7 separate regions of the Mus musculus genome follow, and all the other regions are linked to region 3. Evidence: chromatin loops called from intact Hi-C (ENCODE). Cell type or tissue: gastrocnemius. All regions are shown on one strand. Region 1 holds the start of Strbp (spermatid perinuclear RNA binding protein). Region 2 overlaps Rc3h2 (ring finger and CCCH-type zinc finger domains 2). Region 3 has its middle 4.5 kb from the start of Crb2. Region 4 overlaps Rabgap1 (RAB GTPase activating protein 1). Region 5 overlaps Rabgap1 (RAB GTPase activating protein 1). Region 6 overlaps Strbp (spermatid perinuclear RNA binding protein). Region 7 overlaps Rabgap1 (RAB GTPase activating protein 1).

Region 1 (4,000 bases), 70 kb before region 3:
GAAACAGAGCTTACTATAAAACAGTCTCAAGGCAGTTTCCTTAATCTTCCCAATCAATCAATCAGTCTCTGTCTCTTTCTCTCTCTCTCTCTCTCTCTCTCTCTCTCTCTCTCTCTCACACACACACACACACACACACACACACACACACACACACACACAAATTCTAACATAAGCTACAGATCACTAAAGGAGACAAGGCACTGAAATGTTGGTTCAAAATCCTGAAGTTTAATTCCCATGTACCTGGCAAGCTGATGGTAGACTTACATCCACCCAACTCCAGAAGTGTCTTCTCTCATTTAAAGCTAACATTACATACACCATCAAAGCAAACCAAAATACATAAGAACCTAAAGGCCTCAGCTAAAGTTTACTTCAATTACTTGGTTAAAAAAAGAGCTGACAATCCAGTGTTGGTTATTAACATTTTAAAGGTTAGAATCCAAAGGCTCTATTTCTCCCACTTTTAGAAGCTTACATTATATTTGTCAGCCTGTAGCATGAGACTCTGATATTACATCATCCAGCACCCAAATACTGTCCCAGGAAGCTTCTGGGTACCTGAGACACAACATATCAACTGCATATTCTCTTGAGCTCTTGATGTTACTGGCCTCTGGGACCTGCTTTCAGGAAGCTTCACAAAGACATCTACTATGCACCTACTGCAATTCCATTTCCTTTACCTTTTGGGTGTATTCTTCACAATGTATAGCCACATGTCTACTCAGTCAACAGAGCTAAGTGAATACACACCACATACTGCCCAATTTGAAAGTAGGTGGTCAGCTCTTCCTTATTCCTTTCCCATTCACTTGCTGTAAAACTAAAAGTGGGGCTCATCACCTCTTTGATCCTAAAAAAATTAACTTTAAAATATTATATGCAGGGAGGAGGGGAGGGGGGAGGGGAGGGGGGACTTTTGGGATAGCATTGGAAATGTAAATGAAGAAAATAACTAATTAAAAAAAATTTTAAAAAAAGATATTGTATGCAATTGAAAGTCCTTTATTCTCTGTTAATCAGTCTAGGATCCACATCCTGTGTCCACTGTCCCAAATTTCTAGTTCCTCTAAGCCTGAAAATAATCCTCCCTAGTTTTCTCCTCCCATTGGACATCTGCACTCTACCCTTTATTATCTCTCAGTGACTTAATTTTGGACCCTTTACTGTCTTTTGGGTTTGTTGTTGTTGCTTGTTTGCTTGTCTTTGTTTTGTTTTTCAAGACAGTGTTTCTCTGTGTGGCCCTGGCTCTCCTATAACTGACTAGGCTGGCCTCTAACTCAGAGCTCTACCTGCCTCTGCCTCTCAAGCACTGAGATTAAAGGCAACCACCTTTAATGTCTTAACACTGTAAAACTCCAATCTTTCCTCACACTTCCACACCTTGAATCTTCCAAAATCTTAATTAAGTAACCTACTTCTGAACCCTCTCTGACAGTCATTTCCTGCTTTAAACATGAGCATCCTACTTCCCTCAGCACACCAACTCCATACAACTGTCCTTCTAGCTACAGCCATAAACCCATAAACACCTCTCCTTTCCTTCAGTATAAGTACTATTCCTTTACATTTTCTACTACAAAATACCCTTTCTTCTGTCCCCTGCCTACTCCTTTCATTTCCTCTACATCCTACTACTGATTTCCCTTCAAACATACCCCCTACATCCTACTACTGATTTCCCTTCAAACATACCCCCGCTTCCATCTTCCTCCTCATTCCCAACTTCTCTCCACACCTCCTGCCCTGGGAATATTTCCATTTACACACACACACACCTTACCTACCACTCCCATATTTCCTCTCCCTCCCTTCTGCTCACCACCCCACTCTCCATCCTGCCACACACCCCATCCCTTTCCAGGGTGCTCCCAACCTCAAGGTTTCCTCTTCTGCTGGTGCCCACTAGAATTTCTCACACAAACACCCTCCGCTTCACTCACTTCTGCTGCCCTTTTACTGCTACACACACCTCCTGCCTTGACATCTCTCTCCACCCAACCTAAAACCTCCACATAACCTCCTTATCCCCATTTCTCTCCCAAAGCCCTCAAACTCAGTACCTGTGTAAACCACTCCTCCTCCCACTTGCTCTATCCTCCTCTACCCTGAATACAGAACCAAGCCATTTTCCCCAAGCCTGTCAACCCCTTCCTGTCTCCTTCCATACTTCCCAGCCAGATACTCACTAGGGAACTCCTGACGTCCTGGGCGCACACACACAGACAGACATCTCCTGCCTGAATACCCTCAATTTCAACCGCCACCATTTGAGAGAACCCCCTCCTCTGACACTCCTTCCCTCCATCTTTTGGGGCTCAGCCTGCTCGCCACACTCCCAGCTACGGACCCCTCCTCCGCCATTTCCCTTCAGGCGTCCGGTGGCCTTCCCGCTGCCTGCCCCATTCTCTGCCCCTCACAAGCAGCGCTAACCAGGGCATCTGCTCCTTCCATTTCTGCCTAGAGGTGCCCATCTTGTCCCTCCCTCCACCACCTCACTTGCCCCTGCCCGCCCCAAATCCCCCTACACACCCATCCGAATCCCCAAACGGAACGTCCTCCTTCCCTCTCGAGCCCGACCTAGGCCCCCATGGGTCCCCCAGGCGTGCCCTTGAGGCCCTGGTCACCGTGGGGCCGGGTCCCTCAACGCTCCCTTACACCCAAATCTGCCCACACCCTGTGCCCGCCCCCCGAGCCTCTCCCCAGCTCTTGCCCGCAACGTCCTCCAGCACCTGCCCCGAGTCCGGAACCCTCCCACCTCCCCAGAGCTGGCGCCCCGCACGCTGCCCACGCCCTCGGGAGGTTCAGGGCCGGGACCCGCGACCCCGACCCCGAAAGCAAGCAAGGCGACCCGCAGTCCTGACGCGGACCGGCCGGGTACCGCGGCGGCGACCACAAAGCTCAAGCCGCGGGGCTGGGATTGCGCCGCGCTCCTCGCCTCAGCAGCCGCCGCCGCTGCTAAGGACGCACAACAAACAATGCGGGGCCCGGGCAGCCTCCGCCAACTGCCTCAACCGCCGCCTCAACCGCCGCCCGCCCGGGACGGCCCGCCGCGCAGGCGCCGGCCCCGCCGCAGCCTACCCGCGCCGCCGCGCTCCGCCCGCGTCCGCTCCCCGCTCCCGCTCCGCCGCCGCCGCCACCTCGTCCGCCCGCGTCTCCGGCTCCTCAGCACAGCGGCGGCGGCTGCGGCGGCTGCTGCCTTGGTGGCGCTCGCGGATCCGAGCTCGGCTTCGGCAGCGACCGCGGCGGCGGCGGCAAGCACGTGACGCCGCCGAGCACGCCCATTGGCCGATCCAGGGGGCGGGGCCCGCGGCTGCTGGGGAACGGAAAGCCCGCCCCATCGCCCTCCGCGCGCCCCCTGCACGCGCGCTCTGCCGCACCTGAGAGCTCCGGCCAGCGCCCGCCGCCGCCGCGCCGCGCTGTCGCCTGCGTCAACTGCGCACCTGGGAGCGCGCAGGGCGCTCAGGCCCGCGGCCGCCGCCTGCACCTGCGAGACCGCTTACGTAAACTGCGTCCCGCCCACCTCGCGGCGCCTAGCCCGGGCCGCAAACCGTACCTGAGCCCCGCTGTGCCTGCGGCGGTAAGCGTTGCTGGGCGGAGGCCAACTGCTGAAAAGAGCTAAGCGCGCATTAACTTCGTAACTGCAGGTTCTGAGAGCTGCTCCCGGCCGCAATGAGAGCCGGCTTCCCCAGGTTCTGCGTCCCGGTGCGGGATGCTTCTCCAGCTCCAGCCTCGGCCTTTACGCTAACGGAGTAAGCGCCGCAATGCCTCCCGGGTGGAGGAGGGGCAGGCAGTACCTTGGCTGAGTAAGAGACTCCGATCCCTCCTTGATTCGCTCCCCCTCCCACTTGCCGGTTGTGTGACCTTGGCCAAGTTACCGAACCGCTCGAGCTTCAGTTTCCACTTCACAAAAACTAAAACTGTAATTCCTATTTAAGAGCCGTTGAGCAGATGGCATAAAACAATAGATATGAATTTTCCTGGCACATAGCAA
Region 2 (4,000 bases), 390 kb before region 3:
AATCTGCATGGAACACAGAAAAACAGTTTAGAAAGGCAGAAAATAAGCCAGACAAGGTGGTACACATCTGCAATCCCAGCACTCAGGAGGCTAAGGCAGAAGCACTGCCACAGCTATGCTTTGAGGCCAGCTGGGATATAGTGAGAACCTGTCTCAAAAAACTAAAAAAAAAAAAAAAAGAAAGAAAGAAAGAAAGAAAATTTAAAAATCAGAATATAAATATGTACTATTTAAAATGGCAATGTATTTTTTCCCACTAGCCAAAAATTCTACTTAAACCATTTCATTCTCATATTATTAAGTTTTCTACCTCAGAGGTTAGGAATAAACAGTACATGGTAAAAAAAATTCCTTGGTATTAGTAAAATGGCTTACCTGATACGCTGATGGGCTTAGTTGCACTTCCTTGGGAAGCAGTTGCCTGGACGGGATCTGTTGTATGGTAACCTGTTCGGGAGGATCGGGAAATTGCACCCCATTTTGAGATAATGGGTCCGTCACTAAAGGGAATAATTGGGTCTTCTTCTTTTGTCCTTCTCTGAGCTTCAAATAAATGCACTCTTCTCTTTACATCCCCACTGTCCAGGTCCTACACAGACCAAAAAATACCCATGAAAGAGCTGCTGACGATTGCTGTAGCTAAAGATAAAGTATGTTCTCAAAACACATAATTAGGTTTTTCTGGTCAACTTTATACTAACTTTAGATCTCAATGGTATATAACAACTATATTAAACTACCAAACTACGGTTAAATAATTTAAACATTACATAAAATTAGTTTTGTTGAAATATTACCCTGATACTTACAGGTAAGTTATACATAGCCAGAATATGAAAGACTAAAGTATTCATTTAAAAACTTCAGATACCAACATTATCTTCCCTACCTCCACCACCCCCTTCCCCAATCAAGCAAATCATACCATCAATACAGCATTTGAATTAGCAATTACGTCTTTGGGCTCCGAATCAATGGCATTTATACAAGAGCCTATGGTACCACAAGACCAGGGAGAATAATGGGAAAGATGGTCTTCCTCAAATTTTGCGCCACTCACACTCTCAGAGAACTGATTAAAAAAAGAAGGGGGGAAAGAAGGTAAATTAGTATGAAACCTAACTTTACAAGCTTGTAAACTAACTAATACTAAGTAACTATCATACAATTAAAGGATCATGTAGTTAATAAGTAAACTCTTTCCCATAACTAAATAACAGTTGGGTATGTTGGCTCACTTCCGTAACAAACATCATTTGGTAGTCTAAGGCATGGAGTTCAAGGTCAACTGGGATATATATTTGAGTTCCACTCCAGCCTGGCTGCACAAAGCAAAACTTCTCTCAAAATGAATGAAGCAAATAAATAAAGAAATCAGCTCTAAGCAATAATATCCATATATAATAGAAAATATCACAGCTTTTTTCCCTTTGTCTCATAAGTTATTTATTCTATACCTTTTTTCACTTTGGTCCTATTAAGTGATCTTTAATTTTTTTAAAAAATTTAAATGTTAATTATTTATTATATATGTACACAAGTGTCATTATGTGTGAATAGAAGCCAGAAGACAACCTGTAGGAGTTGGTTCTCTCCCTCTACCATGCGAGTCCCAGAAAACTGCTGCTGCAAGCACCCCTACTTCCTAAGATGTCTTACTGATTTAGTTCTCTTACAAAATTCCTGACCAGTACTATCAAAATCAATTAACAATGACACACTAACATGGTGTAATATACTTGGGAACAATGAGAAAAAATAAACACAAAACGGTTCATGTCTAAAAGTGATCTGTAACTCTCGAGAAAAGATCATGTAGCAAAAAAAGGAACATAATAAATCATACAGTATTAAATAGTAAAAGGAATTTAATGGCAGCTCTGAAGCTAAGAAAGGAAAAGAACAGATGTGAAAGGAAATAAGGCAATATAGTAATATTAACAGGACCCAAAAGTAAGAATCATTAAATCTAGTTTACTAATTATAGAGATAGGGAAACTGAGGAAAAGTCAAACATTTTGTCCTAATTAATGCAATTTGCCAATAGAAGAGCTGAATATCAGAGAAATACTTATTTCTTAAAGTATGCTGCATAAAACAGTGAAAATATATCTTCCTATTAAATGATATCTCTATCAATCATTGCCATGCTGTTTACCTGATTTGAGGCAGTCTTAGTTTAGTGAGATGAATATGAATAAGTTAAAAATGCAGTGTTTTATGACACACTCATGAACACAAGTACGAATCTAATCATGGTAGTTTCACTTAACACGTGTACATGCAGCACTAGGAAGGCTAATGCAGGAGAATTACTATGCATCTGAGGACATCCTGGGCTACCTAGTGAAACACAAAATTAGGAGACTGGAGAAATGGCTGAGCAGTTACATGTGCTTGCTGTTGTTGCTATTCCAGAGTACCTGTTTGGTTTCTACCACAGGGGGGCAGCAAACAACCTTCTCTAACTCCAGGCAATGTGGGCATCAGTACATTTGGCATATACCCACGCCCTCTCCCCACCCTGCTCTCTCTCATTCACATACACAAGCACAAACACACAAATATTAGAAAGTAAAAGTAAATCATAAACAACCAAACCAAACCAAATAAAACCCAACAAATTAAATTAAAAACAAATATGTATGTATACTTAGGACTGTAACAAAACAACCCAGTGGCAAGAAGTACAAATGAAACAAATCTGAACAAGTTGATAATTATGGAAATGATATGATAATTATGTGCAATTTATTGTGAGTCTACAATTTTGTATGTCTGAAGCTTTTCCTAATAAAAGGTATTTTACAAACTGTGGGTTTTTTTTTTTTTGTTGTTTTTGTTTTTGTTTTTGTACTGGAAACACTAGGGGTCAGGAATAAATCAGAGAATGTGTGTGTGTTAAAAAATTTTTCTCCAGCCAGATGATGGTGGCACACACCTTTTAAGAATTCCTGTACTTGGGAGGCAGAGGCAGGCAGATCCAGGCCAGTCTGGTCTACAAAGATAGTTCCAGGACAGTCAGGGTTACACAGTGAAATGCTGTCTTAAAAATAAATAAAGGGTTTTTTTTTTTCTATAAATATATTGTATTTAGAGAAATGAAACACACACATAACATACATTAAAAGAGACAGGTAGAATAGAAATCATTCTGTCATAGCCTTGTTTTCTTGTTTTGTTATAACAAGAATAATTAACAGAAATATAAATAGCAGAAGTAATACAGCAGGCGTTTCTCTACTTCTTATGAAACAGAAAAAAAAATTAGAATTCAAATAGCAGCTTCTTATAAGCAGAAAGATCTTACTTAAGTAATTACATAACCTCCCTGAGTTATAACCTATAAGATATGGATAATACTCAACCTCTAAGGTTTTTTTTTTTTTTTTTTTTTTTTTTGGTGTTTTTGAGACAGGGTTTCTCTGTGTAGTCCTGGCTGTCCTGGAACTCACTTTGTAGACCAGGCTAGCCTCGAACTCAGAAATCCGCCTGCCTCTGCCTCCTGAGTGCTGGGATTAAAGGCGTGCGCCACCATGCCCGGCTAACCTCTAAGGTTTTGTAAAAATTAAATAAAATAGCATTTTTAAAAGTAGTTACTAGGTATATGGTAGGTATAGATATGATTTTGAAGCATGCACCAATCAGGGGTTAGAGTGAAGCTCAGTGGTAGAGGATACTCAAGGCTCTAGGTTTGGACTTAGCCTAAAACCAAAACACAAACATAACAATAGAAATAGGAAATATTAAAGTCTATGCTGCAAAGCTTTTGAAATCCTGGTAGTGAACTCTTACCTTGAGACTCTCCTAACATTTAGCCATAGTCTACACACTGTTTACCAAACTAAATTAAACTCCATATAAAACTATTCCAAAATATCCAAAGTTGCCTTAGTTAAAGCTGTTTGACCATTAGGTTAAATAAAACCTTTCTTACATCCGATCGGAAGTCTACACTGAATAGAGGAGAAGGTGGTGTTGGTGACTGTGTGGCCACAGG
Region 3 (4,000 bases):
TCAGCCCAAACAGATGACAAAGTTTTCATTTTGCCCAACTCTCCCACTCTCCAAAATCACATACAATGGGCAGGCAGCGATAGCTGGCATTGAGCTGAGAGAGAGAGAAACGGAGCCTCTTGCACCTCCGAGCTGCTAGGCACTTGCTAATAACTAGCCCTGGGGCTTTCCAGAGGGCTTGTGGCCTTGGCCTTTGTACAGGAGGCTACTGTTCACTGTTGGGAACTCCCAGGCTCTTGGAGGGGTGAGACAGGGCCAAACTTATCACTCTGACTCAGCCAAAAGAGCTTGGGGTGACCCAGGTGGTACAGCTGTATTCTGATGCTATTGCACACGGCTCTGTGGTCTGCTATGTACATGCACACATGCGCTTGCTTGTGTGAGGTTGCATGCGTGCATGTGAGTGTTTCTGAATGCGTGGTGAGGGGGAGGATATGCCTACGGGTATATCAAGATTGAGTCTTTAGATGTGTCCTGCAGATGTTTCTGGAATTCATGAGTGTCCCATATCATATGTGCCCTGTCTATACAAGTACTGGGGATACTCTGTTAGAGTCACTACATGTCTATGAGCATTTAAGTGTGGGGTGAGATAAGATATACATACATGTTTTTGCACATATGTATGCGAATATGATTAGGTTCATATGTTTGGGCACTCAGAGGTCAGCGTGTGAATGAATAGCACTGAGCCCGCGTCTGTGTGAGGAATGTGTGTGGCTTCTGGGATCTTGAATTACATGTGTGCAGGTGTTTGGAGAGTATTTTCTCTATGTGTCTCTGTGTGTGTGGTGTGACATGGGAGCAGAGATGTGAATGGCGTGGTGTGTCATGTGTGCACGTGAAGGCACGTAGGCAGCCATAAATTGTGTAGAGAGACCCTAGCAAACTTGACAGCCAAGAGTCTTCCATTTCAGGCTGCTACACAGTAGCGTGTGGGTCCCCTCCCTCTAAGCTGCAGCCTTCCTGAGAAACAGGAGCTGTGCTGCCTAGGTAGCGCCAACATGATACATTCCTTCAGTTCAGCTGAGGAGATAGGCCTGCAGGCCCAAGGGCCGGTTCTTTCCAGGTTAGTGAAAAAACCGGCTGGAATTATTTTCGGCTTACATTGTTGCTTCAGTCAGATCGAATAGGAAAGAGTTTCCGATTTCAGCGACTCCATTTGTTACTTTTTTTTTCCATAAAAAATTGAAAAGATTGCTCCGTTTAGATGCAAGTAGAGATGTCAGTCACTCTCCCAAAAGTTTCCCCTGCCACTCTCTCCCCTCCCTCAGCTCCCCCATCCTTTCAGACCTTCTCACAGGGGCTGTCTGCACCCTCCCTCCCTCCTAACTGCCCGTGGGCTGCCATGTGTGTCTTGTCCTAGCTCCACTACCTTAGGTCCTTTCCCTGGACCTCTGTGGCCTCCTTTGCTTGAGGCCACCTCGGCCCTGGCAATCCGTTCTCATGCCTCATGTCTATCCCTCAGGTTAACTGCTTCTTGTCCACCTGTCCGACAGGACACACTGCATTCTAGCACTTCTCTGGCCATCATCAGCCCCTGCAGGCCTGAGAGGGGAGGCTGGGGAAAGCTGGTTCTCCTGCGGGTGGCCGGCACACAGGATGTTAAGCTGCAAGCGCAGGGTTCAGAATCCCAAATGGCATATAACTTCTAGCTTAAACAGCTGAGTTACTGGATTACTGAATCCTGTACTGAGCCTGGATCTGAGACACTTAGCCATGACTCCAAAAACAGCCTGAGCTTCACCAACTCGAGGTTCTCTCACCAGACTGGGCTAGGAGAGTCTGTATTTTCACTTTACCCAGCCCCAAACAGTCACCATTCCTAGACCCGAAATACTGAGAGGTGGGGGCAGGGTATATACAGCAGCTCGTGGGAAACGCCCAACTATGCTTTTTCTGGAACTCGCAGGGAGAGCCCATTCCTCTAGTCTATCCGATGTGGGGCGCTGCAGTCTCTTTCTCTCCCGACAGGGGCAGCAGGACTACTTGGATCTGACCCTGAGGCGACCTTGGTGAGTCAGTCCACAGCGAGAAGGATAGAAAGGGAAGCTGTAAATTTGCCTGCAACGCTCGACCTCTGCTTACCTCCACCTTACTCCAGGAAGGCCAATCCCCACATGCAAATCCCACTGAAGAATAAAGAGTCTATTGAAGGTACCTCGGGGAAAAGTGTAGCCTGTGCTGTCTTGAAGCGCCCTCTGGTGGCTAAATAGGGACCTGCAGTTTGTCCTTTATCTTTGTCATCTTCCTCTAGTCAACCCTTGTCCCGCCTGCCCCTACCCCCTTCATCATGATTTACCTAGCAGAACTCTTGGTTCTGCTCCTTCCGTCTCCATCTCCCCAGCCCTCGAAGGCATCCAATGTCTCAACCCAGACGTCTCCCAGTTTCTCTTGGTCCTACCGTACAACACATCTTCCACAATCTTTCCATTCTAATTGACCACGCCATTTCCAGCTTTATCCTTTACCTCGGCTCCCCCTAGTGGCCCTAGGACCAAATTTAATTTCTTTGGTACCTTCAGGCTCTGCACCAACAGTCTCACTCTTTTTTTTTTTTAAGATTTATTTATTTATTTAAGATTTATTTATTTATTATATGTAAGTACACTGTAGCTGTCTTCAGACACACCAGAAGAGGGAGTCTGATCTCATTACAGATGGTTGTAAGCCACCATGTGGTTGCTGGTATTTGAACTCTGGACCTTCAGAAGAGCAGTCGGGTGCTCTTACCCACTGAGCCATCTCACCAGCCCCAGTCCCACTCTTTTAACCCCATTCTTATCTTACTCTGCTTTTGGGCAATGCTGGTGTCCTCAGACTCTGTCATTACTGACATTCGCCCAGCCTAAATTTTATCCAGCTGTAGCTTCTGCTTCTTCACTTGAAAAACTCCTATTCATACTTCATGGTTCCAAGTCCCATGGAAAATTGTCCCCAGAGAGTTTGTCTCTGTCCTTGAGGCTCCATGGGCTCTCAGTCAGTACCTTCCTGCTCTGTCGGTATGTCTGTCTTCTTCACCAGATGAGAGAGTTCTCTGCAAGAGTGACTAACTGAGTGATTCTCACTGGAGCCTTGACAGGTGTGTCTACACTGGTGACTGCAGTCCATGCAAGGCCTGTGGAGGCTCTGACCGAGTCTGGATGTGGATCTGAACTCTTCCCTGGGGTGGTGACTCTAGAACCCAGCAGCAAAACATCAGCAGGGTGTCAGCAGTTCATCATGGTGACCTGTCATTTGAGCTGGGGTGGGTGCTTCTGGAAGCAACCCCTACCCTCATCTTTGTCACCTTCACTGGAGGAGGAAGGAGAGCTGCGAGGTAGGGAAGGAGACCACTGGCACAGCTTGGCTTTGGCTAACCATGGGCTTAGGGTTAACAGACAAAATAGACAACATTTCCAGTTGGAAAAACCCCTCCAGCAGCTGGCACAGAACCCAATCTTGAATTTCTAATCCTCCTGCCTCCGCCTCCGAAGCGCTTCGGTCACAGATGTGCACCACCACACCCTGCTTATGTGTCAGGAGTAGAAGCCAGGGCTTCAGCCATGCTAGGTAAGCCCTCTTCTGAATGTAGCCCTTTGCTGGGTCTTTTGTTGATCATGAGACATGGGTGCCTCTGGCTGTGAGTGGGGTTTAGACTCAGGGTGAATTGTTTGTAGGACAGCCCACAGACCACCCAACTTAGTAATTGCCCATGGACCTTTCATATGAAGTGCTATTTCAAATGATAAATGAAAAATATTTTATGTTTTTTAGTATTTTTCTTGCGTCATGTGGAGGCCAGAGTGCTGGATCCTCTAGAACTGGCTTTTTAACCCATTAATTGTGAGCTGCCATTTGCACGCTGGGAATTGATCCCAAATCATTTGGGAGAGCAGCCAGTGCTCTTAACCACTGAGCCATCTCTTCTGCCCCTGGAGTGATATTTTTGATGGGCAGTGCTCAGAGCATCAAGTGGCTTGCCTAGGGATAGGGAGTATTAGCTGGACAGTGGTGGCAC
Region 4 (4,000 bases), 290 kb before region 3:
CGGATACTTTACAGTTTTGCCACCGCCTTCCGCCGCTCTGCCAAGCAGACCCCACTCTCAGCCACAGCTGCACCACAGACTCCTGACAGCGACATCTTTACCTTCTCTGTGTCTTTAGAAATAAAAGAAGATGATGGTAAAGGTTATTTTAGGTAGGCCATCTCAAATTATTTATTTTGCTTAATTTTAGTATACTATTATTTGTGGTACAGAAGAAACTAGGTCAGACTAGATATATTTGATACTTAAAATGATTACTTCTACAGGGAATACGTTTATGCAGTAATAAAGGGAGAAAAGAAAGATTTACTTTAATTTTTTTCTTTTTGTTTTTAGAGACAGGTTTTTCTTGTAGCCCAGTCTGACCTCGAACGCACAGAGATCCACCTGCCTCTTCCTCCCATATGCTAAGATTAAAGACATGTGCCACCACTGCCTGGCTACAGTGTTAATGTTTAAAGCATTAGAAAAGTTCATCTTATGACTATCTTTTATTTTAAGTCAGAATGGTTGACTGACAGCTGATAAAAATTAGGACTCAAGGTGGCCAAAGTTAGGTAGACTACATTTATAGCGATATTGGTATCTTAGTTAGGGTTACAATTGCTGTGGTGGAAGTCAAAACAGGAACTCAAACAAGGCCAAAACCTGAAAGCAGAAGCTGATGCAGAGGCCATGGAAGGGTGCTGCTTACTGGCTTGTTCCTCATGTTTACCCAGCCTGCTTTCTAAATAGAACCCGGGACTACCAGCCCTGGGATGACACCACCCACAATGGACTGTACCTTTTTCCATAAATCACTAAAGAAAATATCCTACAAGCTTGCCTACAGCAGATTTTATGGAGCCATTGTCTTAACTGAGGTTTCCTTATACAGCTTCAACTCATGTCAAGTTGGCATGAAACTGTCCAGCACAATTTGTCTTGCTTTTTTTGTTAGTTTGGTTGTCTGATTTTTATTTAAAGAGCTTTTTGACATCCAGTTTTACCATTAAAGTTTGTCTAAACACATAAAAAGGGAAATAATGGGCTTTGTCCCAAGTCGAGCCTTCTATATACAGTTAAAAAAAAAAAAACCCTACGATTGGTGTTCATCTCTCATTATTTCATTTTACTAATTCACTCATTTATCCTTTGAAACTGGAAATCATTGTGTAGCTTAGAACTCAGAATATAAGCTAACACTTGGGAGGCAGAAGCAGGAGGATGGCTGAGTTTGAGGCCAGCCTAACAGCCAGGTCTACAGAGTGACTTCAGGGCAGTCAGGGCTAATCAGAGAAAGCTTGTCTGAAAAACCAATGGGGATCAAAAAACAATAGCAACACCAGCAACAAAATCACCTCAGAATGAAGCTCCAGCCGGCCACAGATTCACAGTAGCCCTCCAGTCTTAGCTTCCCAGCCGCTGATAGTATAGGTCTGAGCTGCCATGCCTGGCTGGTTTGGTTTTTTAAGTGAAATATTTCTTTGAATAATAGGAAGGACCCTGAAATAAACATTAAAACTTTTGTTTAATTGTTGCTAATTTTAACAGTGTGGCCATTTTGAAGTTCCTTTACCTCTCCAGTCTATAATTCCCTTATTTGTAAGATGCAGTGGCTACACACAAATCCTTTGTGTCTAAATGTTTGCAAGATGACTGGATTTTTTCCCATATAGCTCATATCATAAAATGAGTGGTCATAATTAATAATCATATGTACATATGTCTTCCTCATAACATGGGCAAAATCAAATTATGAGAAAATATATGATCTCTAAAAATCACTTTCCAGTAAAAAAAATAGTAGCTGACTAGTTTTGTCTGAAACTAGTGTCTGTTTGGAATTGCAGTGCCACCTGGTGGCCAGTTTTATTATTAGAAAAAAGAAATCAGTCTTACATTGTTATAATTATTACCAAGCAACTTGTAAAAATTTACCCCTGAGAAACTTTCAAAATGATTGGTTCAGGTTGGTTGCCTGGCTGTTTACTTGCCTGCTTGATTAATTGATTTGGTCTCATTTAACGTTACAAGCAACTCAACCAGATAGAATTGTGCCTCAGCTTCCCAAGTCTTGATCATCTTTCTTTAAGGTATACAGTGAGGATTAAATGTAAAGGTAACATAGCTAACAGGACAAGAAGTACAAATTGGCCCCCAATGTTCAATAGAGTGAATTCCCACTGGTTACACTTTCCATTTTGCTTCCAATTAATGCAGACCAAATAGTTCTGCGTCAGGTGACTTTACTGAGTTTGTATTGTTATTTGGCACTGAAGATTGAACCCAAGGCATATTTGGCAAGCACTGAGTTGTATTGTTCAACTCAGAAGTTGAACCCAAGGCAACTTCTGAGTTGTAATTTACTCAGCTCATTGCTGTTTCAAACTGCTGAGAGAGTTATGTTTACTTATACTTAACTATCCTTAGACTATAAAAGACTAAGTTAGGGGCTGGAGAGACAGCTCTGAGGCTTAAAACCTCTGCCTCTCCAAAAGTCTGTGTTCAATTTACAGTAGCCACATGGTGGCTCACAACCTTCCATAATGAGACCTGGTACCCTCTTCTGACATGGAAGCATACATACAGGCAGAACACTATATACATAGTAAATATTTTTTAAAATGAGAGGGACTAAGGTACATAAGGACAGATGAAAATGAGGCCTGTTTGCCAGAAATACTTAACAGTTTGGAGTATGAAATTTTTCTTTGAACATGTTTATCATTTGAAGATTCCTTTGCTAGAATTCTTTGCTTTGTAATAAAAGTATTAGAGAATATTAGATTGGCAACTAACACAAATGCACAGCACATCAAGGGAGTATCTAAGTGATAAATACTTAACAGTGTTCAGCTACTCATTATTTTATCTACCAATAGTCCCATTGGTGTTAAGTTAGTGTTTTACAGTGATAAGAGTTCCTGCATCATGGCTGGTCACCTCTGTCACTGTTACCTTTGAAAAAAGTGCCCCTAGAGCTAGAGAATAGATGGTACATTTGGTGATTAATTTTGTAAAGTGGCTTTTTCATCTTTATTAAGCTGGTATTTATTAGCTCCTTTCCTTGTTTTAATAATAACAACATTAGTATTAATAACACAAGGTCAGCACTACCTAAGATTAGTAACTTGTCATGGCTAGGCAATAAGATTAGTAACTTGTCATGGCTAGGCAATAAGAAATTGGTCACATTTTTTTCATCCTGTTATTCACATTCAGTTCTAGTTTCTTTCTTGCTATTACTTGTAAACCAGAGGAAAGAATCAGAAATTTAAGGTCTTTGTTACCACTGTATCTGACAAGATAATTGTTAGCAACATTAATGAAATATGCTGGCCTTCTTACAGTGCTGTTCCCAAAGACAAGGACAGGCAATGCTTTAAACTTCGACAAGGAATTGATAAGAAGATTGTTATCTGTGTGCAGCAAACAGCTAACAAAGAACTTGCCATTGAAAGGTAAACATATTTTTTTATGTTTAGTGTAAATATGAGTTTTGTTTTTTAATCTGTCTAGTAGAGTAGTCATACACTTTATTAGAATTTTACTTACAGAGTATATTGACTCTTGGTAATTATTTTGTGCTTTTTGCAGTGTTTCTTACTCTCAAAATCACTCTGATAAATCTTTAGTTATTACTGCTGATCTCTAGTATGTGATAATAAAAGAAAAAAATTGCTTAGCTCAGGTAAAGATGATTATGATGACAATATTGGTTTAAGTTATATTCTTAGTTTTATTACAAGTTTATGTCAGTTCTCTCTCTCTCTCTCTTTTTTTTTTTTTTAAACAGGTGCTTTGGTCTTCTCCTTAGCCCAGGAAAAGATGTCCGAAACAGTGATATGCACTTGCTGGATTTGGTGAGATTTTGTTGTTGTTGTTGTTGTGGGCTCTTTTGGTTGTGGTTGGTTTTTATTAGAAATCTATAAACTACTTCTATCTTGTTTGTCTATTGATTTACCTTATCACATTAGACTCAAAACATGTCTTATATATAAACACTTATATAAAAGTG
Region 5 (4,000 bases), 210 kb before region 3:
TCAGATTGAGTTTACAAAAACTAAGTAAGAGCTGTTTTGCTGCAAACCAGCTGCCCAGGTTGGATGTTCTTTCCTCAGTCAGTCAGAGACAACTGCTTGACAGGTCACCATAGTCAGTTATACACTTCTTTGAGGAGACAGAAAATTAGAAATTATTTGTTTAGAAACATGATTGTGTGAGCCATGTCTCTCTATTCTACAGGTCTTGGAGACCTACTTTGAAGCTTAACTCTTAAAGACTGTCATTTCCATTTGATTTGTTATTTATGTCCATAACTGACTTTTTTCCTCCTGCTGCAGCGGGAAAATAGGCGGCTGCAAGAAGCTAACATGAGGTTGGAACAGGAAAACGATGACTTAGCTCATGAACTAGTCACCAGCAAAATTGCATTGCGGAAGGACCTGGATAATGTGAGTGTGACAGATCTGAAGAGAAAGTTCATACTAAGGACATTTGATCCCTCCTTTGAAGTTTAGTGTTGACTACTGTAGATTCTTTCAGCCCTTCCCTTAGGATTCCTCTCATTTGTCAGCCTTTCTTTCAAAGAAACCATGACCCCTTTCACAGATCACAAAATGGGAGCAAAGCAAGTTAACACGTAGGTTGCCCAGCTAGTCACAGAGCACACCCATCACAGTGAAAACCCAGATGGCCTGAGTTCAATGCTTACACTCTAAGCAGAAATACTGCCAAATAGGACTCACGAGCACCTGGACAGCAGATACTCTTCCAAACCATTACTGAAGGTGAAGAAGGTAGGGTACTCTCACATTCTTTTGACTTCAGAGACTCAGTTTTTAAAAGAAGTTCTTTTTATTATTTCCTCACATCTCAACCCTATCACTTTTGTTGTCCTTCTGCCTCTTTGTGCTTTTGTTTACACAGCTGTAGAGAAATTTCCAAGTCACTTAACTCCTTGGTGACCCCAGAACAGCTTTCTCCTCTGTGCATAGGTTGACAACTGGAAGTAACATTGGGGCTATGAGGAGAGGGAACCTATAAAAGGTCCATGACATGGGGCTGACAGACCATGTCTCAGTCCTCTGAAGCATGGTTGCTCCTCTGCCTTGAGACTATATGTCATTAAAACAAAAAAAGCAGAACAGCTAGGTCCAGCACGTGGCTAGACTTCATTTCACTTCTCAGCTTCTTTGCCAAATATCAGCTGACTCTGCATGGGTTGGTCTAATTGACATTCTAGCTCCCACATCCTTATGCCAGGACTACAGTGTCTTGATTACAGAGCTTTATAATGAATCTTAAAATTAAGTTATTATGGCATCTGGGTTTGTTTTTAAACCTCACTTGGCTGTTTTGATGGAGACTTTTACAGAAATGCAAAGGACTTAAAGTCATAGATGCCTTCTGGGATTTTAAACAAGGTTTCGTGGAATCTGTCAATTCTCAGAGAGATTGGACATGTGAACAGCCTCTGAGCCCCTGCCCATGGCATGTCACCTTTGTGTTAACATTCCTTCAGCTCCTCTCAGCACCACTTTGAGGTTTTCAGTTCACAGACTTGCCCATTTTAGTCTCTTATAAATGGTGTACTCTTAATTGTACTTTCCAGTCATTAGTAATGGAAAATGGTTCTGTGCAGTATTTTGTAGACTCTGACCTTGCCAAAATCTGTGACTACTCTAGTTGGGATACATTTTTGTTTGTTTCATTTTTGTTTTTGTTTGTTTTGTTTTTTAAGATTTCCACATACACTATTATATTTCTGAATGAAGACTGTAACTTCAGACTCTTCTGTCTTTTCCACTGCCATCCACACTTCCCAAGGCCTTTAGACCAATCTTAGGTAGAGAACAGGTAGAATGGCATCATTTGTTAGTTCTCCAGGCCATTATTTTGTTTTTTGTTTTGTTTTTGTTGTTGTTGTTTTGTTTGGTTTTGTTTGTTTGTTTGTTTGTTTGTTTGTTTCGAGACAGGGTTTCTCTGTGTAGCCCTGGCTGTCCTGGAACTCATTTTGTAGACCAGGCTGGCCTCAAACTCAGAAATCTGCCTGCCTCTGCCTCCCAAGTGCTGGGATTAAGGGTGTGCGCCACCACGCCCGGCTTTCTTCAGGCCATTATAATAGTGAGGACTGAACCTGAGGCTTCACATGTGCCAGCCTGGCACTCCACTGGTGAACTGCAGCTGAGCTTTCATTTTCTTATTTTGAGATAGGGGTCTTACTAAATTGTTCACGCAGGCTTATGATCTAATGAACTTAGTCATGAGGCTTACAACTTAATTTTCAGGAAATTATGAGTTGATGTCCTGGTTAATGGAGCTATACCAATTAGAGAATGTCTGATTCTTCAGGTGACAACTGCTAGAATTCATTTGGATTTGTTTTGAAGATAGTCTCACTGTGATTAATTAAGTTGGACCTGGCTAATCTGGTACTTGTAAAATTGCCAGGGCTAGCCTGGAATTTAAGGTGATTCCCATGGGTCTATTCCCCCAAATGCTGGGCTTAGAGGTGTACACCACCTAGATGTTCTTTTTATCAAATTGTCTTCCCACACCTTGTTCTTGATGGCCAAGTGTGTATCTGAAGATGCTGGGGCTTCTTTGCTGATGTTTGTACATCTCTAGCAGTGTCCCCTTTACACTTCTGATACTGGGATATGCCCACCTCCACCCTACCTCTGTTTACCAGCACAGCTGATCTTTCCAAAGCCAGCTTTTTTTTTCTACTTATTTTTCTGTAGTATTTGTTCTGTTAATATCTATTTTGAGTTATTTCTTCCTACTTTGGGAGAGATTTAGTTTGTACATTTTTTTACTATCTTGAAGATTTTTATAATTTACTGAAAAGCTTTTTAAAAATCAGCATCAGAAATTCTGGATAGGCAGTGTTTTTATGACAGCCATGTTAGCTATTTATCTATTTTACTTCCAACTCTATGGAGTATGGTTTAACATCATGGGAGCATCCACATCTATTTCCACTGTTTCTCCTTTGTTGTGAACACAAGTCCTCAATGCTCAATTATATCCAGATAGGAATTGCTTTTCTGTCCTGTTTTGCTTTTTTTTTTTTTTTCTTTGCTGCATCATTTGATATTTGCTTGGTCTTCTGTCACCTTATAGACTATTCTGACTTCCTTCTCTCTGCCCCAATTTCTGCTGCCTCAGCCACCCAGGACCCTAACCTTTGCAGACGTTCTCTGCTTGACACTCTTGACAGAAGCCCCAGTAATAGGAGAATGTAGATGGTTTCTTTTCTCCTCCATTGTTTCCCAGATACTGTTCAGAATTCTGGTTAGAGTAGAAAGGTGAATCTGCTTCCTATTTACCCCCAGATGACTGGAAGTAGAAGCCTAGATTTATGTATGTTATCCCTAGGTATTCTCATCTCAGTTGCTTATATAAATAAGAATGACTGTAGCAAATGGACTATAGCTGGGGCAGTCCAGTAGGCTGTGTGTGCCTTCCCATTGACAGTGCTGAGAGCCAGCAAGAGTGGAACTGGAGCAAGTACTGCAGAGTCTAGACTGAGACATCAGGAGAGACTCCCTCACCTTGCTCCTGTGGAAGCAAAGCTTCCAGCTGGATCAGCTTTCCCCTCGATGACCCACTTTTGGAGTCAGCCTCTTATGAGCCACCTACTCCGTGGCACTGATAATGGGCACAAGTCACAGTGCTCAAGTGCAAGTGCTATCTATCACCTGTGCTCTCTTACTGTTTCCTTGTGTTCTGCTGTCTTCATTTTACTTATGATTGCCTCTTGAGTTTGCAATGGAGGAATAAGTAGTGAACTATCCTCAGTGCCTGCACATTCTGCAAGTAGTCAGCAGTTGTTTTAAGTTTGTTCATGCCATGCCTGTCTCGGTTCCATGTGTGAAGGCCCAAGAATACAATGAATAGCTAGCTCAGCCCTAGCTACAGTACTTGTCTAAGTGATGTCAACACTGCTTAATATCAGAGAAGCAGGGGAAAGTTGTCCAGGAAGGGACAAAAAAAAAAAAAAAAAAAGACTATCCCTAGCTCCCTAGCTTCCTTGAT
Region 6 (4,000 bases), 130 kb before region 3:
AATGATATAACCATATAATCCTTGGGCTTTCATAAACTATCCAAAATCATAAATTGAATATTAGACATTAAGTATATAATTAAATAAATCATATAAAGCAATTTTTTTCCTTGCTCTTTTTTCTTTTCTTTTTTTGCGGGGGATGGAGGTGGAGAATGGATTCAAGAAAAGATTTCTGTGTGTAGCTCTGGCTGTCCTGAAACTTGCTTTGTTAGCCTTGAACTCAGAACCAGCCTCTGCCTCCCAAGTGCTGGGATTAAAGGTGTACGCCACCACACTGAGCACAAGGAATTTCTTAACAAACAAGCTTAATATATATTAACTGACATAAAATAGAATGAGGAAAATAATACGAGTTATGCTCTAATAAAACTCAGTTATTTATTTTTAAAATACCACTTTATTATTAAATACTTCAAAAAAAAGCAAGAAAAAGAAACTCATTACACTAATATTGAACAAAAGTCAAAGAAAGAAAAGAATACACCATGAATGAAACACCCAGAAGTGAAATGAACAACAAAAACTGTTCAAATCATTTTGCCAATGGGAGTGGAGGGGACATTAAAGTTATGTATTAGAGGGATAGAGAGATGAGTTTATTATAGAGTGCTGACCACACAAGCAAGAAGACTCATGTTTGATCCCAGTACTCACATAAAATAGACAGGGCTGGAGACCTGGCTCAGGGGTTAACAGTACTTGCTGCTCTGGCAGAGGACAAGGGTTCAGCACCCAGCACACAGAGTGGCACACAACCATCAGTAACTCCAGGTCCAGGGCACCTAATACCTTCTTCTAGTTCCTCAGGCATCACATATATGGTGCACACAACATAAAATACAAATAACAGGCACAGTAGTGTATGTCTAGAATCCCTGAACTGGGAAAAATGGGTACAGATAGATGCCCAGGGGCTTGATGGCCAGCCTGCCTGCCTCTCCTGATAGAAAACCCCAGATCACATCAAGAGATTCTGTCCCAAAAAGCAAGGTGAAGAGTTTTTGAGGAAGAATACATCAAATACTCCTCTGATCTCCACATGTAAGTGCTTGCACGGACACAGATACATACAGATACACACACACACACACACACACAAAACAATTGGATCTGGAAAGATTAACAGTTGTTAAATCACTGACTGTTCTTCCAGAGGACCAGAGTTCACTTCCCAACACCCACCTAGCTGCTCACACATTTCTATAACTCCAGTTAAGGGGATCTGACACCCTCAAACAAACATAAATGTAGGCAAAATACTAATGCACATAAAGTGAAAGTAAATAGGTTTTTTAAAGATATCTATTAAAAAATTAAAATGTTCAATTTTAAGATCTATCAAAAGTCAAAAATATAATGAGTTTGGTCTAGACTATCTTCAAGCACTAACTTCAAAGATTACTGGGTTTGTCATCCTCTGCCTCCTTTGTTCAAAGAAGTTCTAAAATCACCCTGGAAAACAGTAGAGAGAAAAAGGTGTATTTCCATCTCAATTAAGATAGTAAATAACTCCTAGTCGGTCATCAATGGGAGGAGAGGCCTTTGGTCCTATGAAGGCTCTAAGCCCCAGTGTAGGGGAATACCAGGGCCAGGAAGCAGGAGTGGTGGTTTGGTGAGCGGGGTGGGGGTGGGGGGGTGGGGTGTTTAGGGGACAGGGGATAGGTTTGCGGAGGAGAAACCAGGAAAGGAGATAACATTTGAAATGTAAATAAAGAAAATGATCTAATAAAAAAAATAGTAAATAACTGAACAGTTCCTATAGTAACTGTTCAGAAAAGGTATTTAGCCTGCAAGAAAGGTCCTACTAGAGATTATTTTACACACATACACACACAAAAAAACTAAGTGTAGTAAGAAATATATGAACACTAAAAATTATTTTTGAAATATTACAATAATAATACACGTGTGATTTGATATACACTTAGAGGGAAATGTGTGTACATGTATATAACTTATTCTTAACATCACTGGAAAATTAAGATTACCACTTTCCAATGAAACATACCTTTACCCAGATACAGAAAATTTATTGTTAGAAAGCTATGACTATTTTAAATGGAAATACATGTCTCATAATATCCACCCCTGGCTGTTCAAGTCTCTTTCATCTCTTCTAGCTTAACCCTTAAAAGACCTCAGAATCATTTTAGTCTTTGCTATCCTGGAAAGCACAAAGTTCCTAAAATTTGAGGTGGTCTGCAAAAACCAATATTTTTCTCTTGGAATTTTCCCTTGAAGATTTACTAGATTAACAGTAACATTTTAAAGAAAGAAGGGAACTACCCTTTTTTTAAGATTTATTTATTATTATAAATAAGTACACTGTAGCTGTCTTCAGACAGACCAGAAGAGGGCATCAGATCTCATTATGAGTGGTTGTGAGCCACCATGTGGTTGCTGGAATTTGAACTCAGGACCTTCAGAAGAGCAGCCACTGCTCTTACCAACTGAGCCATCTCACCGACCCAACAGTAATATTTTAAAACTGTGGTGCTTAGAAATAAAGATCCTCACTTGAAAAAGAAATCAAGTTCAACCTGCATAGAGAAAGCACTAGTGTGTAGACAGAACTGTATCAAATCTGCTGTATCTTCCATGCCACAAAAATGTAAACTGTATCAAATCTGCTGTATCTTCAAAGCCAAAAAATGATCCCAGATGGGTGGGGTCGTAACAAGCATTTTTTTAAACCCAGCACTCAGCAAGTCAGAGATTGTAAGCATCTCACCCTAATTGTATACTAAGTTATACATAAGAGAATATTACTCAAGAAGTACTAAGTTATATCATTTGCAAGAACATGGATGGGACCATAGAGCATCATGTAGGGCAAAGCCACAAGACAAATCATATGTGCATTTCATTTTTTAAGGTTTTACTTATTTTTACTTGTGTGTATGAATGGTTTGCCTGAGTGTATATATGTCAACACCATGTATGCATTACCCATGGAAGCTAAAAGAGAGCATCAGATCACCTGGAACTAGAGTTACAGATAGTTGTGCTGGAAACTAACCTAGATTCTCTGAAAAGGAGCAACTGTTATTAACCACTGAGCCAACTCTCCAGTCCCAAACCTCCATGACCTCTTTCTTATAAGATTCTAAACTTTAAAAAAAAGGGGGGGGGACAACTTAAAAAAGGAGGCTAGATAGTTGAGTGTCTTAAAGATGCTTGCTGCCATGGCTGACAACCTGAATTCAAGCCTCAGAACCTACATAGTAGAAAACTAAGGTTTGCAAGTTGTCTTTTGCATTTCACAACAAGCAAATAAATGCATAGTTGAGGAAGGAGTTATTTGTTTGTTTGTTTTTAAGACTTAAAACCAACAGCCAGATTATTTGGGAAAGGACAAGAAGAGAGAGAATAGCAAAAGAAGGAAATAGATAGATGAATAGGATAAAAGTACATGGTCGATATGGATCAGAATGACCCAATAAAATCTAATAGTTTATACAATGAATATACACGGGTTTTTGTCTTTTTAAACTTTATTTTTAAAACTTAAAAAAAAGGGCTGGAGACATGGCTCAGCAATTAATAACACTGACTTCTAGAAGTACTGAGTTCAATTCCCAGCAACCACACTGTGGGCTCACAACATCTATAATGGAAGTTATAGATCCATTGATCATGGTGTCTCTTTACAGCAACAAAAACCCTAACTAAAACATAAGATGAAAAATTATCAAGAAGCTACAATCCAATTAATTACAAGTAACACATAACTGAAATGAAAGACAATGTCAGCTTCCTAATCAGTGGTGCACACATCTCTAGGATAGATGAGCAAGGTTAGATTTAGATTAACTAGAGCACAAAAGTATGACATCATTAAAACTTTTTAAACTCAACCCAATGTGAAATTTGGAAACTAAACAGGAATAGTGACTTCTCATAAACTTAGCAGGTAGGTGACTTTAACTATGACTTGCAAGAAGATTCAACAAGTCAAACTGTTTGGCATGCTAGCTTCACAGGCTGAGTTCAGAGT
Region 7 (4,000 bases), 260 kb before region 3:
AATCTTATATGGAAACAACATACAGAAAGGACATGATCTTCAAAAGAAAATGTTATGTACAACATAAACAGAATTGTAGGCCTAAGAAGTCAATCTCAAGAATAGTTGCCAGGCAGTGTTGGCAAATGCCTTTAATACCAGCACGTGGGAGGCAGAGGCAGTAGGGTTTCTGAGTTCGAGGCCAGCCTGGTCTACAAAGTGAGTTCCAGGACAGCCAGGGCTATACAGAGAAACCTTGTCTGGAAAAACAAAACAAAATAAAACAAAAGAATAGTTGAAGGCCCTTTGTTGAATGTGCCTGACAGATCACAGTGGGAGTTATAAAGGAGTGGTAGAACCATCTGTGTCTTTTTATCTGATATACAGCTTTTGAGGCAGGTTCCAGGAGAGAGTCTGTTTGTGCCACCCTCTCTAGGGCTCAGGGAACACTGCAGAAGAGGAGGGTGGGAAGGGATGGACTTCAGTGTCTTCCAGGCAAATTGTAGCTCTTGAACTCTCAGCAGCTGAGAGTTGGACCATCTGCCCAAGACTTGCACATGATTGTGGCCTTATGAATTCATTTTATCAGGTAGGAAGAGACAAGGTCCTACCCCTTCTTGTATCTATAACAGTTAAAGATCACTGTGGCAGAGACATGTTTTTTTCAGTGATGCAGTCACTAGCACTAGCTAGTGGCCCAGCTCCTGAAAATAACCCTCCACTTTTGCTTCTGTGAGTGACCCTACCTTAATTTGTTGGTTTACAGGAAGAAAAAAATTTATGGTAGTTGAAAGACCATAGTAGTTGAGAAGAGAAAAGAAGTCAACAGGAATAAGAGTGGGGAAGAAGAAAGGACAATGGGAGGATGAATATGTGTATGAAAATGTTATATATTATAATGTCATTATGTATAATTCATACATGCTCACATACCTACAAAACAAAAGTATTACAGTCGAAAAAGTTCTCTCCTTATTAAAGGTTAAGAGTCACTGGGTACTGGCGATGCATGCCTTTAATCCCAGCACTCAGGAGGCAGAGGCAGGGGAAATCTCTTGAGTTTAAGGCCAGCCCAGTCTACAGAGTGAGCTCCAGGGCAACCAGGGCTACACAGAGAAACCCTGTTTCAGAAACACACCCCACCACCACCACCACCACCACCCCCGGCCACACACACACACAACAAAACAAAACAAAACCAATAATCTTTGGTTCAGGGTCTTCCTGTGCTGTTGTCTGGTTAAATGAAAAATCAAGAGCTACCGAAAGTGTAGCATACACAGTTGCACACAGTGCATAAAGCTTGGTAGTAATGAGATGGTGTCCCTGGCTTATATATTTATTGTACTTTTATGATTGTTTTAGAGTGTGTTCTTTGTACTTATAAAATCTTGTGCCATGTATTGATAGCTCACTCCTGTAATCCCAACACTACATATGTAGAGGCAGGAGCAATTCAAGTTAATCCTTAACTACATAGTAAGTTTTGAAGCTAGTCTTAGTATGGCCTCCCTATCTCAATCTCTACTCTGCATAAAGTAATAAAACCTCAAAAGAAAAAAAAAAAAGAAGAAGAAATGTTAAATGTTTCCAAGGCTTTCTTCTTTTCTTTTCTTTTCTTTTTTCTTTTCTTTTTTTCCCATGGAATCCATTGTATAAAATATGCACTTGAAGGTTGTTTTGTTTATTGATTTTGTTTTTTTTTTTTTTTTTTTTTTGAGACAGAGTCTCACTATGTAGCCTTTGCTAGCCTGAACTTGACCTGTACACCAGGCTGGCCTTACAGAAATCAACCTACTTCTGCTTCCCAAGTTCTGGGACTAAACTACCACACCAGAACAAGCACTTGAAGAGTCCTCCTGGTCTCAGGAAGTGATCCCCTCAGGCTGCTTCACTGCTTCTTGTCTTATCGCTGTGTTTGAATCTGGTAGCATGTCAGCTGGAGCTGGGCATGAAAGGAAAAGAAGGCACTTTCCAATTTGCAGCTCCCAGAACCTGCCTTAGTGCCTTCTGTCTTTAGCTGTGTTTTTTTAAAATATCTTATATTTTATGTCAGTATCTCTTACTGTTCCTTTTGATTTAATGTTTAGTTTTCAAAATTTATAGGAAAAGTGCCTCTACAGTAAATTCACTTTATAATTAGAAACTAGTGGGTCACATCACACGCTGATGTTCTCCTTCCCACCTACTCGTTCCTTTTTACTGTGTGTCTGTCTCCTTTTCTGTGCTGAACAAAGCCATGTGTAAGGCTTTGCTACAGTTACAAACTTATATCCAGACCCTAAACTAGCAGCACTTATATGTCACTAGTATTTTATCTCTAAGTTGCATGTGCAGTAGACGCCATGAAGGCCCATCCACATCTCAAGTAAGTCTGGAAATAGAATGCACCAATGACAGCGTCATCACTGAGCAGATTGTTTCCTTTTTAAATAAAATTCTCTCTCTGGAACTTGATAGGCAAGGACTGAAATCATGGGAAGGTACCTCTGGGCACTCAGTGGTGAAAAGTTGTCTGTTGAGCAGGAAGCACATGGAGGTAGGAAGCCTGAGCTCTGACCTAGAGTTCTCACTCTTCCATTTATAAACTCTGTGAGGTTCTTCACCTTGGACCAGTCATTGGGATATCAAATGTCTGTGGTTTCTATAGTTTTGGATTCTATATGCACAGATTTAACCATCAGTGATAGAGATCTATCAACTTTTCTTTCTTATCATTATTTCCCAAATAATAAAATCTAACAAATATTTGCTTAACATTTACTTTGTATTATATATTGTAAGTAATTTACAAAGAATTGATGTGTACAGGAGTGCCATATATAAATACTTCTTCCTCCCTCAGTGCTAGAGATTGAACTCAGGATCTTGGTCAAGGTAGGCAAGCATTCTACCATATTCCTCATTTTCCTGCTGTACCATTTTATATTAGGGATTTAGCATCCATGAATTTTATATTCAATAGAGGTCCTGGGACCAATTTTCTATGGATACTAAGATGTCATTCAGGCTCCTCCTCCCTGAAATATCTCATGATCAGCCTGTGATCACAACCATAGATCCTAGGAGAGGATGCCAGAACAGCCAGGAGCAAAAGAAACCTCAGGCAAGCACCATGAGAACTGACTCCCTGGCAGCTTCAGTGAGACAGCTCATTTTAGTGTGGGGAGCAAAGGGTATTTAAACCTTTGAGGGGTGAGTAGGGACCACCAGGCTTAGTGGACATCATTGTCAGGGGCCAGGGTGCTGGGGAGGCCTCATTAACATTAGTAGGAATTTCAGGTGCTGCTAGGCATGACCTTATAAGGCAACAGGAAATTAAAGCTATGTGACCACCCCCACATATCTTTGTGAAAACATTTCCATTCCATCTGTCAAATCATGGCTAAGAAGTTCCAGGGTTTCCTGCATTCCAAGAATGTTGATATATTGTCTTGACCATTTTGAAGTTGTTAGTGGGTTTGTTTTTTTGTTTTGTTTCCTTTTGTTTAACCCACAGAAGTTTTATGTCATTTAGCCTGGTCTAAAAGCTTGGGATCAGAACTGTTTCTGACTTGTTTTCTGTTTCCTGGTGGTGGTGGTGATGGTTTTGTCTGTCTTGGTTTGATTTGGTTTGGATTATGTTGACTTATCAGTTAAACCACCACGATAGGAAATTTGAAGTGCTCTGAAACCTTAGGCTATTGCAAGACTTTTAGCACTTCCTTCTAGGTCCTGAACTTTAAGAATAGGAATGCATACCTAGTTATTGCAGCTTCATTTAAAAGCTTTTGAAACCTAAAAACAATTTTTATTGTATTTGGCAGGTTTTTTTTAAAAAAAAAAAAAAAAAAAAGGATTGTCTCTGTTTCAATCATCTATAAACAAAATTTCATGAGAGTTTTAGAAAAAAGTACATAACAACTGAATTCAGATGACATTGAAGGTTTCTCATCTAAGCTTTCTAAAAGGTCTTTAGGTTGTAGTCTGGGTAGAGTGTGGGATTGTGGTGCTGCAGGTGCTGGGAGGAGCTCTGTTCAAT

Evidence for each region. Peaks named below come from ENCODE experiments on the same cell type or tissue, not always from the same donor. Only the 100,000 strongest peaks of a DNase experiment are listed, where the experiment ranks them.
Region 1: it touches region 3 in a loop (6-fold over the local background); 17 of 42 quality-filtered maps call a loop at or near these places.
Region 2: a loop joins it to region 3, with 3 times the contacts of the local background. A loop is called at or near these places in 13 of 42 quality-filtered maps.
Region 4: a loop joins it to region 3, with 4 times the contacts of the local background. A loop is called at or near these places in 7 of 42 quality-filtered maps.
Region 5: a loop joins it to region 3, with 3 times the contacts of the local background. A loop is called at or near these places in 8 of 42 quality-filtered maps.
Region 6: a loop joins it to region 3, with 9 times the contacts of the local background. A loop is called at or near these places in 11 of 42 quality-filtered maps.
Region 7: a loop joins it to region 3, with 4 times the contacts of the local background. A loop is called at or near these places in 12 of 42 quality-filtered maps.

The regions. Positions count from the first base shown.
Region 1 is chr2:37,700,105-37,704,104 of GRCm38, forward strand. Strbp (spermatid perinuclear RNA binding protein) reads right to left here and starts at 3,241. Exons shown (of 18, transcript NM_001379315.1): 1 at 3,088-3,241. In gastrocnemius, a CTCF peak has its summit at 3,201; DNase peaks (open chromatin) are centred at 1,894, 2,432, 3,344 and 3,745; H3K4me3 peaks cover 2,253 bases; H3K27ac peaks cover 1,941 bases.
Region 2 is chr2:37,377,933-37,381,932 of GRCm38, forward strand. It overlaps Rc3h2 (ring finger and CCCH-type zinc finger domains 2), which reads right to left. Exons shown (of 22, transcript NM_001100591.1): 14 at 3,938-4,000; 15 at 926-1,072; 16 at 376-589; 17 at 1-3. Among named protein-coding and RNA genes, the nearest start is that of Snord90, 20 kb to the right of the region's middle. In gastrocnemius, a CTCF peak has its summit at 2,443 (motif pointing right); a DNase peak (open chromatin) is centred at 2,462.
Region 3 is chr2:37,769,743-37,773,742 of GRCm38, forward strand. No RefSeq gene overlaps it. Among named protein-coding and RNA genes, the nearest start is that of Crb2, 4.5 kb to the right of the region's middle. In gastrocnemius, CTCF peaks have their summits at 2,200 (motif pointing left) and 2,469 (motif pointing left); DNase peaks (open chromatin) are centred at 1,983, 2,216 and 2,450; H3K4me3 peaks cover 743 bases; H3K27ac peaks cover 804 bases.
Region 4 is chr2:37,483,734-37,487,733 of GRCm38, forward strand. It overlaps Rabgap1 (RAB GTPase activating protein 1), which reads left to right. Exons shown (of 26, transcript NM_146121.2): 6 at 1-152; 7 at 3,333-3,443; 8 at 3,779-3,845. Among named protein-coding and RNA genes, the nearest start is that of Gpr21, 31 kb to the right of the region's middle. In gastrocnemius, a CTCF peak has its summit at 1,842 (motif pointing left); no DNase peak of the experiment used is centred here.
Region 5 is chr2:37,555,896-37,559,895 of GRCm38, forward strand. Rabgap1 (RAB GTPase activating protein 1) reads left to right here. Exons shown (of 26, transcript NM_146121.2): 21 at 301-411. Among named protein-coding and RNA genes, the nearest start is that of Gpr21, 41 kb to the left of the region's middle. In gastrocnemius, no CTCF peak of the experiment used is centred here; no DNase peak of the experiment used is centred here.
Region 6 is chr2:37,636,394-37,640,393 of GRCm38, forward strand. All of the region lies in intron 4 of Strbp (spermatid perinuclear RNA binding protein), which reads right to left. Among named protein-coding and RNA genes, the nearest start is that of Mir5128, 50 kb to the right of the region's middle. In gastrocnemius, a CTCF peak has its summit at 2,335 (motif pointing right); no DNase peak of the experiment used is centred here.
Region 7 is chr2:37,510,273-37,514,272 of GRCm38, forward strand. All of the region lies in intron 13 of Rabgap1 (RAB GTPase activating protein 1), which reads left to right. Among named protein-coding and RNA genes, the nearest start is that of Gpr21, 4.4 kb to the right of the region's middle. In gastrocnemius, no CTCF peak of the experiment used is centred here; no DNase peak of the experiment used is centred here.